2 separate regions of the Homo sapiens genome follow, and region 1 is linked to region 2. Evidence: chromatin loops called from intact Hi-C (ENCODE). Cell type or tissue: Caco-2. All regions are shown on one strand. Each heading gives the region's core, and the rest is flanking DNA. Links, peaks and the distances in the headings are about the cores only.

Region 1 (5,377 bases), core at 191-5,190, 170 kb before region 2:
AAGCTGAGCATTGAACAAAGACTGAGCACAGTTTTTATAAGTTGACTACAGAAGCAAAACAAAAGCAGCTAATCATATGATAGGTCATATAATCTATAGCATAACGTAACTTGTGGCCCTGCATAGCTGTTGGCCTTGTGAAAGAAAAACAAGAACAGGCTAAATATAGACATTTGTAAAACACAGCTGTACTTAAGAAGCCAGGGAAAGGAGCAGTAACAATAAAGGAATTTGTCTTTCTCTCTTTTTTTCCCTTCAATCTTGCTCTGGCAGGGGGTTGTCTGGAGCCCATTCTTTTGGCCTTGGCTTCTCAAACAGTGTTATCTTATAACTGTTCTTGAAGTGAGATTGCTAGACAGAGGAAAACTTGTTCTTTTCTTCTTAACCCTTGACTTGCCTGTTACTTTTCTTGGAGTGAATGAATGCATATTTATTTTAAGTTTCTGCCTCAAGTGGATGAGAGGCGAGTGAGGTCAGGGTGTTGATCTTGGCTCCTGGCCTGCAAGGTTGCCTTGGGCTGCTCTTTTCCTTTGATGGAAAGTCACTGTGCCCTCAAGGGGGTCTCTAACCAGCGCTCTCTTTATGGATTTCTATAAATTCCTTCCTCTCACCTTTTCAAGTGGTAATGGCTGCATTACAACTAGCCAGGTAACCACACTCTCCTGTGTGGTCCCCAACCCTGCCTGTTAGGAATTGTGTAGTCCCTGTGGAAACTAACACGCCTCCTGGGATCTGACTGGAGCAGACTAGCTTCCCTGTTGGGACCCGAGTGGTACAGTGGCTGATGGGGATGAGATGGGAAGAACGTTAGGTCAAACCCTAGAGGACATGTGTTAGGAGCCTGTCTGAAGAATGGTTTCCTAGTTTCACCTAATGAACTCCATTCTCCCTTTAAGATCCAACTCAGATGTCTGCTTCCCTGGAAAGATTCCCATGAACCCATGCCACTTTCCATAGCATTTATTGACTGTGTTCTAATTGCCTCCTTCTCTATCTCTCTCTCTTCTGACTGCAGGTATCTGATGAATCTCCATATCTCTTACACTGCACACAATAAATACCCATTGAATGAATGAATACATATATGGATGGATGGACAGACGGATGATGCATGGTAGATGGATGAATACTGGATCCCATGCCCATTGAGGGTTTGGGTCAGGGGACTGATGTGAGCAGACACACAGAAGCACGGGCAGCCCCCGGCCTCCAGCAGATTCTTCCAACCCAGCTGGAAAGACATGATATGGACTTGGGAATTCTCTAACTCTGAAAGGCCCCCTCTGCTGAGGTGTCCCATGTTCACAGACAGTGTGCATGACCAGAGGTCAGAAAGAAGGGAGCTCACTCTGCTCTGGGCAGGGGGAGATCAGGGAAGGCTGCCTGGAGGAGGTGAGGCTGGAGTGGGGCATTGAAGGATGGGAAAAGTTATGTGGATGGAGAGGCGGAGGGAACAAAGGCCTGGGAATCTGATGGGCCAAAGGGAAGACAGGAGACAAGTAAAGCTTGGAGATTTTGTCGAGAAAAGAAGAGAGGAGGCAATTAAGGTGGGAGAAATGACACCAGAAAACCACTGAAAATGCCCCAGTGGGGTTTGTTACTTTTAAAAAAAAAGCAACCACAAAGAAAGACAATGAAACATCCATGTTTTCTTTAGTAAGGTGTAAGGAGAAGTGGCGCCAAGAAACAGCATGGATTTCGGAGTCAGGCAGACCTGGGCTAGAATTTCACCCTTGCTGATTTTTCACTGTGTGACTCTGGGCAGGTGACTTTACCTCTCTGAACCATAGTTTCCTTTTCTAGAAAATGGGCCTTGTAATAGTACCTCTTAGGGCTGCTGTGAAGGAAGGATAACATGGAAGCAACATGCCTATCATAGTGCTTTGTGTATGGTAAGTACTTTGTTGATGTTATTGTTAATAATATGACTACTATAGCCTTTATTATGTTTTGTTTTGTTTTGTTTGGGGGAATGTGACATTTGAGAGTCCTGGGCATTGTCTGCAGTAGCTGTGGCAGCTGTGATTGTGGGTAATAGAAGGAGAAGTCATGCAGGCACAAGGCTTTTTTTCTTCTCTGTTTTTTTGTGGCCTGAAAGAATGAGATAGCAGAATATTAATACTGCTATCTGGAGGCTTGACGCTGGGGCCTGGCGGGGGCTTGTTTTTGCAGCCAGAAATAGTCTGGCCTTTGCCTTTCCAGTGGGCAGGTTGCCAGGCCAACGAGTGTGTAAACCACCCGGCCGAACAAAGCAAAACTATTTTTACCTTGGGGAGCCCAAGAATGCATCACAGAGTTTACGCACCTGCCCCACCCAGCCTGGCGGCCCAAGCCAGTCGCCAATGGAGGCTGGTCTGCGGCAAGCAAGTGGAAAGCAAACAGTCCTGCCCCTTGGGGACCAGCTGCCCTGGCAAGGATACCAGGTGTTCCAGAAAGGCCCAGAGTACCCCCTCTTTCTCCTCTAGCCAGAAACTCTGAGAGAGTTTCTGAAGTGGTCACGCAAGGAGCAATAAAGGTTTAATTTTACCACCTAATTCGATATGAATAACAGCAATTCTACTCATAGCAATGCCTTCCACTTACTGAGATTCTGCTAGCCACAGGCACTCCGCTAACTGCTTACACATGTCGTCATCTCTTAGCCTGTAATAAATATCTCCATGAGGGTCATCCCCAGTTTTCTGATGTAGAAGCTGAGGGTCAGAGAGGTTAAGTGACCTGCCCAGGGTTACCCAGCTAGGATGCAGTTTGACCCCAGGCCCATTCACTGCAGAGTGGATGCTCTTCTCACCTCCCTCACTGTCTCCCCACACATGGGAAGAACAGGGAGGGCCAGCCTTGGAGTTGTCGTGGGGAGAAGGGTGCCTACGGTCCTGCCCATGCAGGGCTATGCAGGCGTGGAGGCTGGGAAGAGACTGGGACAGCCCCACTGCCTGCTGATACCAGCAGATATGCACACATACTGGAGAGCGAGGGTGGCGCCATGCCTGGTTCTCTGCTGAGCAAGAGGGAGGCCAGGGTGTCGGAGTCTACAGAACTGAATCCTCCATGTGTTACCATAGTGAAGGCTTTTCTTCCTTTCTCCCTCCCTCCTTCCCTTCCTTCTATACTCACCTCTTGGTAGGATGTGGTAGAAAGAGCATAATTTCGGTAGTCAGCCTTTGTTCCCTCCTCTTCTCCATGTACTTGACTCTTTTCATCCTTCAGTGCCCAGTGTCAGCCTCGCCTCCTCCAGGCAGCCTTTCCTGATCTCCCCCTTCCCAGAAAAGAGTGGGCTCATCTGACCTCCTGTCGTACCCACTGTCTATGAGCATGGAACACCTCATGGAGGGTGGCCTGTCAGTGCTAGAGAACTTCCACGTGTCCATGTCATGCCGTCCCACCTGGGTTGAAAGCTGCTTGAGGGTAGGGGCTGAGTCTTGGGCTTCTTCATGCCACTTTGTATTACTCCTCTGCCTCCTAACCTTCCATGACTTGTACCACCCTTTGGATTGATTATTCATCCACTCACCTATTCAACAAATACTCATCAAGTGCAGTGTCAGTTATGTGAAGATGCCTGAGATGCTATCCTGAAGTCTAGAGTCAATCAGGAAAGAGAGCTAAGAAAGGAGGTAATTATAAAACAGGGTGGTGGGCCAGGCACAGTGGTCCAGGCCTGTAATCCCAGCACTTTGGGAGGCCAAGGCAGTAGGATGACTTGAGGTCAAGAGTTCCAGACCAGCTTGGCCAACATGGCAAAACCCTCTCTCTACTAAAAATACAAAAATTGGCCGGGTGTGATGGTGCATGCCTGTAGTCCCAGCTACTCAGGAGGCTGAGGCAAGAGAATCACTTGAACCTGGGAGGTGGAGGTTGAAGTGAGCTGAGACTGTGCTACTGCACTCCAGCCTGGGTGACAGAGTAAGTGAGACTCTGTCTCAAACAAACAAACAAACAAACAAACAAACAAACCAAAAAATGAAGCAGAGTGGTAAATCCCATGGAAGAGGAGGCAGACTCATCGTGGGAGCCAGAAAAACCCACATTCAAATCCCGGCTCCACCACTTCCCACCTGTAGGAGCTTGGTCAAGTCACTTCCTCCCTGTGCCTCAGTTTTCTCATTTATAAACTGAGGCTAATAACAATTCTCAACTCACAGGGTTGTAGTGAGGACCGAATGAGATGATGTGGCCTTTTCGTCCTTTCCATCATGTTGGCTCCACATGGGCAGGGGTTGTGTCTTCCTCGCTCCCCGTCGTGTCCCCAGCCTAGGGCACATGGTGGGGCATGAGGACTGTTTGTGGAATGGCTGTTGCTCCGTCCCTGGGTCACAGTCAGTGACTGCCTGGTGCTGTCAAGAGGGGCTGAGAGTCCAAGAATTGGAACGCTCAATCCATAAGCAGGTTTTGTGCCAGGTTGGGAACACAAAACAGGGCAGAGGTGGCCAGGAGGCGGGCAGCAGCGAGGTTCCAGGAGGCCTCATTTCCTGTATGTTAGAAGAATAAATAGTAAAATGTGTCCTGGACCAAACCTTTGTTCCTTTTCTTGCCAGACTTGCTTATGGGAAAATTAGCTGCTTTTAGCAGAACATGGAAAAGAGGGAGAGTATATATTGCCAGAGGTTTAAGTTTCTCAATTTCAAACCTAAACATGAAGGCTTTTCAGTTGTGTGTTCTGTTTGAGATTTGCACAAACCTGGTCTCTCTCTTTCTCTTTTTGTCTCTCTCTCTTTCTTAAAATCTTAATTTCCTTGGTTATTGTTGAAGTGGGACACAAATTATTAAAAAACAGAACAAACCACCCAACAACTAGAAACTTTGTTTTCATAGCAGCACAGGCTTATATTTAGTTAGAATAATATTCTTTTGAAATTCAATTTCCCTTATTCCACAGTGGTAGGAGGAGAAGAAAAAAAAAGTGGAGATATCTGAAACATTCCCCAGCATTCTGAACTTAGGATAGAACAGAGCGGGTTTTGAAATCCTGGCCTGTGTGTTTGCCTCCCGAGTCTTCTGCTCTACCTTCAATCATTCTTCTGACAAAAACAGAAGAGCGAGGGGCTGTGTTATCAGTTTTCTGATTGGCTCTGAACAAAGGAATGGTGCTTTCTCTCCACGCTGTCAGCTCATTGATGTCAATCAGAAAATGGATTCGAGGCATGTTTGGGATTCCGACTAGTTTGTGTGCATAACGAGTTCCAAGTCAATATTTTCAGAGGGATGAAATAGATAGAGGTTGTGGGGACTAATGGGGGCAAGAATGACCCACTGAGACCTTGGGAAGCCACCCACTGTGATCTCGGGGAGGCCACACACTGAGACCCGGGGGAAGAGGCCACCCACTGTGATCTTGAGGAGGTCACACACTGAGACCCGGGGGAAGAGGCCACCCACT
Region 2 (5,377 bases), core at 85-5,084:
AGGAAGAATTGGGGTGACCAGGTCAGAGGGCATCTTAGGGTGAACTATGCTCCTGAGTCCCAGAAAGCATGAGAAAGGTTTTTCGGGAAGTTACTTATAACAGTAGAAAGAACGTTAGGCAATCCAACCCAGAAATGAATCAATCTTAGATTCACGTGTGCATTTTGATTGTAGCTGGAATAATATAAACCAAATTAGAAAGCTTAATGTCCACATGACATCTTTATTTGGTTGTAAAGCAACGCATTACACACACTCTCTTTCCTTTACAATGATCCAAAAAATAAAGTGAGTCAGTCATTTTTTGCAAAAATAGGTCCTGCCTTTCAAAAGAAAATAAATTGTTTTCTCAAAGAACATAACCTTCTATTTTTTCCCACTCCTTATGTTCCCGTCCTCCGTTATGTACCTTCTGTCTAGATGTTAGATCATTTTGAACTAATTTGGAAATCTTCATGCTTAATTTAGAAGTGATTCATCTACAGATCGTGTAGTACCTAAGTTTGGCCAGTGATAGGGACAGTTGCTAAGGGGGGGTGTTGATACAGGCTTGCCAGTAAGTGACCCATCTTCTATCATCTAAGATGTCACTGACTTGCTGCAGTGACTCAGGTGGAGTCTTCATAACTGTGAGTATGCTGGGGAGCATCCTCAGAAGCTTCTCTTGGTGTCCCCCACATGGTTTAGGATGGCTCTATGCTCAAGGCATGGCTGACACAGTGCTGCATATTCTAATGAAGGTGTGAATGATTCATGTTTCCCTGCCAGTTCCATTTGGTCATTTTACAGTTTTTTTCAGGCTTCATCCATATATCTTCTCCTTCCCCCAAAGGACTCTTTTACCCAATATCTCAATTATCACTAAAGTGGACTCCTTCTCATCCAGACTCAAGAGAAATGAATCTCAGAATCCAACTGTATTAGTCCATTCTCACGCTGCTAATAAAGATATGCCTGAGACTGGGTAATTTATAAAGGAAAGAGGTTTAATGGACTCACAGTTCCACATGGCTGGGGAGGCCTCACAGTCATGGTGGAAGGCAAGGGAGGAGCAAAGTTATGTCTTACATGGCAGCAGGCAAGAGAGCATGTGCAGGGGAACTTACCTTTATAAAACCATCAGATCTCATGAGACTTATTTACTATCAAGAGAACAGCATAGGTAAGACCCACCCCCATGATTCAGTTACTTCCCACCAGGTCCTCCGAAGACATGTGGGAATTTTGGGAGCTATAATTAAGATGAGATTTGGGTGGGGACACAGCCAAACCATATCACCAACTAATCTGCTTACACCTCATATTGCTACAATTATTGCCTGTTCCTGAAAATGATTAGTACTACTCTACTTGTGTCATACTACAACTACCACCACCACCACTTCTATTACTACAGGTAAGAAATATTTTGGAACAATTATCAGGCTACAGGCACTGGGTTGAGTTCTTTACATGCTGTATCTTTTTTTTTTTTTTGAGACGGAGTCTCACTGTTGCCCAGGCTGGAGTGCAGTGGCACGATCTTGGTTAACTGCAAGCTCTGCCTCCCGGGTTCCAGCCATTCTCCTGCCTCAGCCTCCCAAGTTGCTGGGGCTACAGGTGCCCACCACCACACCTGGCTAATTTTTTGTATTTTTAGTAGAGACAGGGTTTCACCGTGTTAGCCAGGATGGTCTCGATCTCCTGACCTCGTGATTCACCTGCCTCGGCCTCCTAAAGTGCTGGGATTACAGGCGTGAGCCACTGCACCTGGCCTACATGCTGTATCTTAATCCATCTTCATACCAGTTTTATGTGGTAGGTACTCTTTGGATCCCTATTTTGATTAGAAACAAACCAAGGCTCACATAAGCAAAATAACTCACCTAAGCCCCACCAGTAGTAAATTGCAGAGGCATTATCTAAACCCAGCTTATCTCGCACTATGACACCATCACTTTCTACTTTCATGATTTTTCACGCCACCTCTTATCATCTGTACTGTTATTTACTTAACATAGAGTTCCTGGCATGCACCACACTTGCATGATTAGGTTGCAAAAGCAGACAAGTCGTTTTGAGCAGGCAGTCCTTTGAACCTACCGATACTTCCACTGCCGTCTGCATCATCCATCAAAGTAAATCCCATGAAGGAAAACAGAAATCTTAGCATTAACATGAACTTGGAAGTATGAGTTTGTCAAGCTCTTGGTCTCCTCTGTGGCAGATAATTTTCTTATAAATCTCCAGGCATGAGAGTCATTTTCTAAGCAGCTTTTCTTCTTGCTACATGATTTTTTTTTTCCTCTACTGCACTACAATTGTTTCTTCTAGCGAGGACCTTAGTTCTTTCCAGGAGTAGTTTGAGGGCATCTGTAAGATTTTGTGCAACTTTATTTCTCTAGATTGAACAACTCTAACCTCTGCCTAGAAGGACCTGGTGGTTTATTTGGAAACTGGAAATTATTTCATGGTTTCCAATTACAAGGGGCCTCTAGCGAGTGATGACTACCAGCATCACCCTCATGCCCAGGCAAGAGTGGCTCCAGTCCTGAGGACCACACTCTGGCCCTCATCTAGGCTACCCACTCCTTCTAGGCCGGGCTTTAAGTACCTTAGTCCCCACTCAGGGTCTTTGAAGGGTCTTAATCCCACTTCCAGAGCAGAGCACACCTCTTTCCTGGGTTTATTTGCTTCCAAGATGAACCTCATAACAATTTACCCCAGGCCCAAGCAATAACCAAGAGCTGGCTGTGTATGGGATATAGATGGAGTTTGGGCATATATGTGAGCAAGACGCCTGGAGGTGTGGAACAGACCTAGAAGTGGGAAGAGTAGGTGGAGACAGACCAGGATCCAGAGAGAAGTTCAAGAACTTGGAATTCAAATCTTAACTGCCAAATTGTTTCAAAAACATTTGTCATGGTAGGAGGAGAGAACATATTTTTATTCAACAGTGTGTTCGCTTGATTTACAACTCTTACATATTTAGACCTATGCTATGTGGGTCTCCACTTATACCCTTTGCCCTGAGTTCACCAAGTGGTAGGGCCAGGTAGCTACTACTAGGGCAACGAGCTGTCCTGGTTTATCTGGGACTAAGGGGTTTCTCCGGGATGCAGGATTTACAATCCTAACAGAGAAAGTCCCAGGCAAACCAGAATGAGTTGAATTGGTCACTCTAGATAACCCACTATCTATAATATAGTGGCTGATATTGATTTGTATAACTGTACAGAAGTTAGCATCTTTCTTTATGGGGCAAAAGAACCTCCTTATATTTATGTTTTCATCATAATAACCTATTAGAAATTCCATTTAATGATAGCTTTGCTCTCAGAGTCAGGAGGTAAGTAAAGGCCACTTAGCCATGGGCAGGCCTTCTGTCTCCAGAGCAGGATGAAGCAGTGGCTTTTGTAAAATTGCCCAAAGTCAACAATGAGCATTCATCAAGCACTAGAAGAAGCAGCCTCATCAAAATTCTTGCTGGAAGTCAAAATAGATTGGAATGCCAATCTATTGGACTTTCTCAGACTGCCTTGTTTGTACAAGAACAAGAAACCTGGAGATGGTTCCATGTGACATGATTTCCATTAGTATCCAGTTCAGATGGCTACAATTGTCTAAAGTGACTCCCTTCTAGAGAGCCCACAGATAACTAAGAACTGTGGCTATTTTGGGATATTTGGTAATTGAAAAAAAGAGGGGGTAAAAACATCTTTAACCAGAAAACTCTCTAGGTCAAATTGAAAAGCAGGCAAAGTTAGTCTCAAGCCGTGCTGCTCCTTCTAGTTTTGCCATTGTCTTTTCTGAGCTTGTGGGAATAAGCTATTCATTCACTCAGCACATTAGGCCAAGATTACATTCCAAGCAAAAGGAACTGCAAAAACAAAGGCTGTGGGGGTAGGAACATACTTGAAGACCTGAAAGTAGACCGGCGGGGTGGGCTGGGAGAGGAGAAAAGTGGAAGAAAATGGGGCCTGAGTGGTGGGTCAGGGCCATATCAGTAGGACATTATGGGCCACAGTAGACTTAGGATTTTATTGTGTGTAATGGAAAGGCAACGTGGCAGGCTAAATAATGGTTTCCGAAAGGTATCCAGATCCTAATCCCTGGGACGTGTAAATGTTATCTGATATTACAAAACCAGACTTTGCAGATGCGATTATGTTAAGGATCTTGAGATGGGAAGATTATCCAGGTGGGCTCTGAATGTAATCACAGGTGTTCCTATAAAAGGGAGGTGAGGGAGAGTCAACACAGACAGAAGAGGACAAAGCAATGTGAACATGGGACAGAGATTGGAGTGATACAACCACAAGCCAAGGAATGCTGGCAACTTCTAGAAGTTGGAAGTAGCAAAGAATGGATTCTCCCCTAGAGCCAGGAGCACAGTTGTGCTGACGTGTTCATTTTAGCCCAGTGATGTGGATTTTGGACTTCCAGCCTTCAGAAACAGGAGATAAGTTGTTTCTGTTGTTTTAAGCCATCAACTGTTTGTGGTAATTATTTGTTAAAGCAGCTGAAGGACATTGATACAGGCAGATCTTAGCCTCAGGCTGGGGTATGACATGGTCTGATTTATGTCTTCCAATGGGCACTTGGAGCTCTTTGTGGAGTAGAGACCAGAAAAGGCAGGAGTAGAGGTGGAGAGATCAGCTGGGAGGTTCTTGCAGGCATGCAGATGAGACAAGATGTGGCAGTGGATGTGTGGAGAGCTGGAACATCCAAGATATTCTTTGGAGGTAGACTGAAAATACTTGCTAATAAATTGCCACTAGGAAAAGCGGGCTCTGAAAAGTCATCAAAAACTTAATCTGAGTGTAAGTGTGTGTGTGTGTGTGTGTGTGTGTGTGTGTGTGTGTGTTTATTCAAGAAAAAAAAAGCTTGTAATTTTTAAAAAGAAGCACAGTTTAAGCCAGTGGTGGGGTTTTAGGCTCTGAACTCCTCCAGATATGGAGAGACATGCTCAGTGGGTGGCAGGTTGTGGAGTTTCATTAGAACACATTCTATTATGCTCCTTAGCTGACCACCTGTTCTGTGTATAAGCTGTTACAATGCCTTTTTTAGAAGTTGATACATTGCAGGTCAAATCATAATATTGCCCATGCCTGCTCACAGGGAATTTTTGTGACACTCCTGGGTATGGGAGGCCTATGAAGAACGTAGTTTAGATGCTGCAATGTTGACATTCTTAGGACATTTCGAAGGTTTCCTGGCCTGGTGACCAAACTTTAGTATGTGTCTAATTCATCTGGTGAACTTAGAAATTATGCAGATTTGAGAAATGTAGCTCCAGAGATTCTGATTCACTATGTTGGGACAGTGATTCTCAATTTTAAAATAATTACCTGGGAAACTTTTTAAAATGCAGGTTCTGGGTGGAGCCTGAGATTCT

What was found. A loop is a pair of places that touch in the nucleus more often than their neighbours do. Peaks named below come from ENCODE experiments on the same cell type or tissue, not always from the same donor. Only the 100,000 strongest peaks of a DNase experiment are listed, where the experiment ranks them.
Region 1: a loop joins it to region 2, with 2.8 times the contacts of the local background. A loop is called at or near these places in 2 of 110 quality-filtered maps.

Annotation. Positions count from the first base shown.
Region 1 is chr3:8,655,440-8,660,816 of GRCh38, reverse strand. It overlaps a transcript of SSUH2 not described here. Among named protein-coding and RNA genes, the nearest start is that of SSUH2, 13 kb to the right of the region's middle. RefSeq lists enhancers at 2,145-2,194, 2,225-2,274, 2,425-2,614. In Caco-2, for the core only: no CTCF peak of the experiment used is centred there; DNase peaks (open chromatin) are centred at 280, 2,256 and 5,066.
Region 2 is chr3:8,483,763-8,489,139 of GRCh38, reverse strand. All of the region lies in intron 3 of LMCD1-AS1 (LMCD1 antisense RNA 1), which reads left to right. Among named protein-coding and RNA genes, the nearest start is that of LMCD1-AS1, 15 kb to the left of the region's middle. In Caco-2, for the core only: no CTCF peak of the experiment used is centred there; a DNase peak (open chromatin) is centred at 2,029.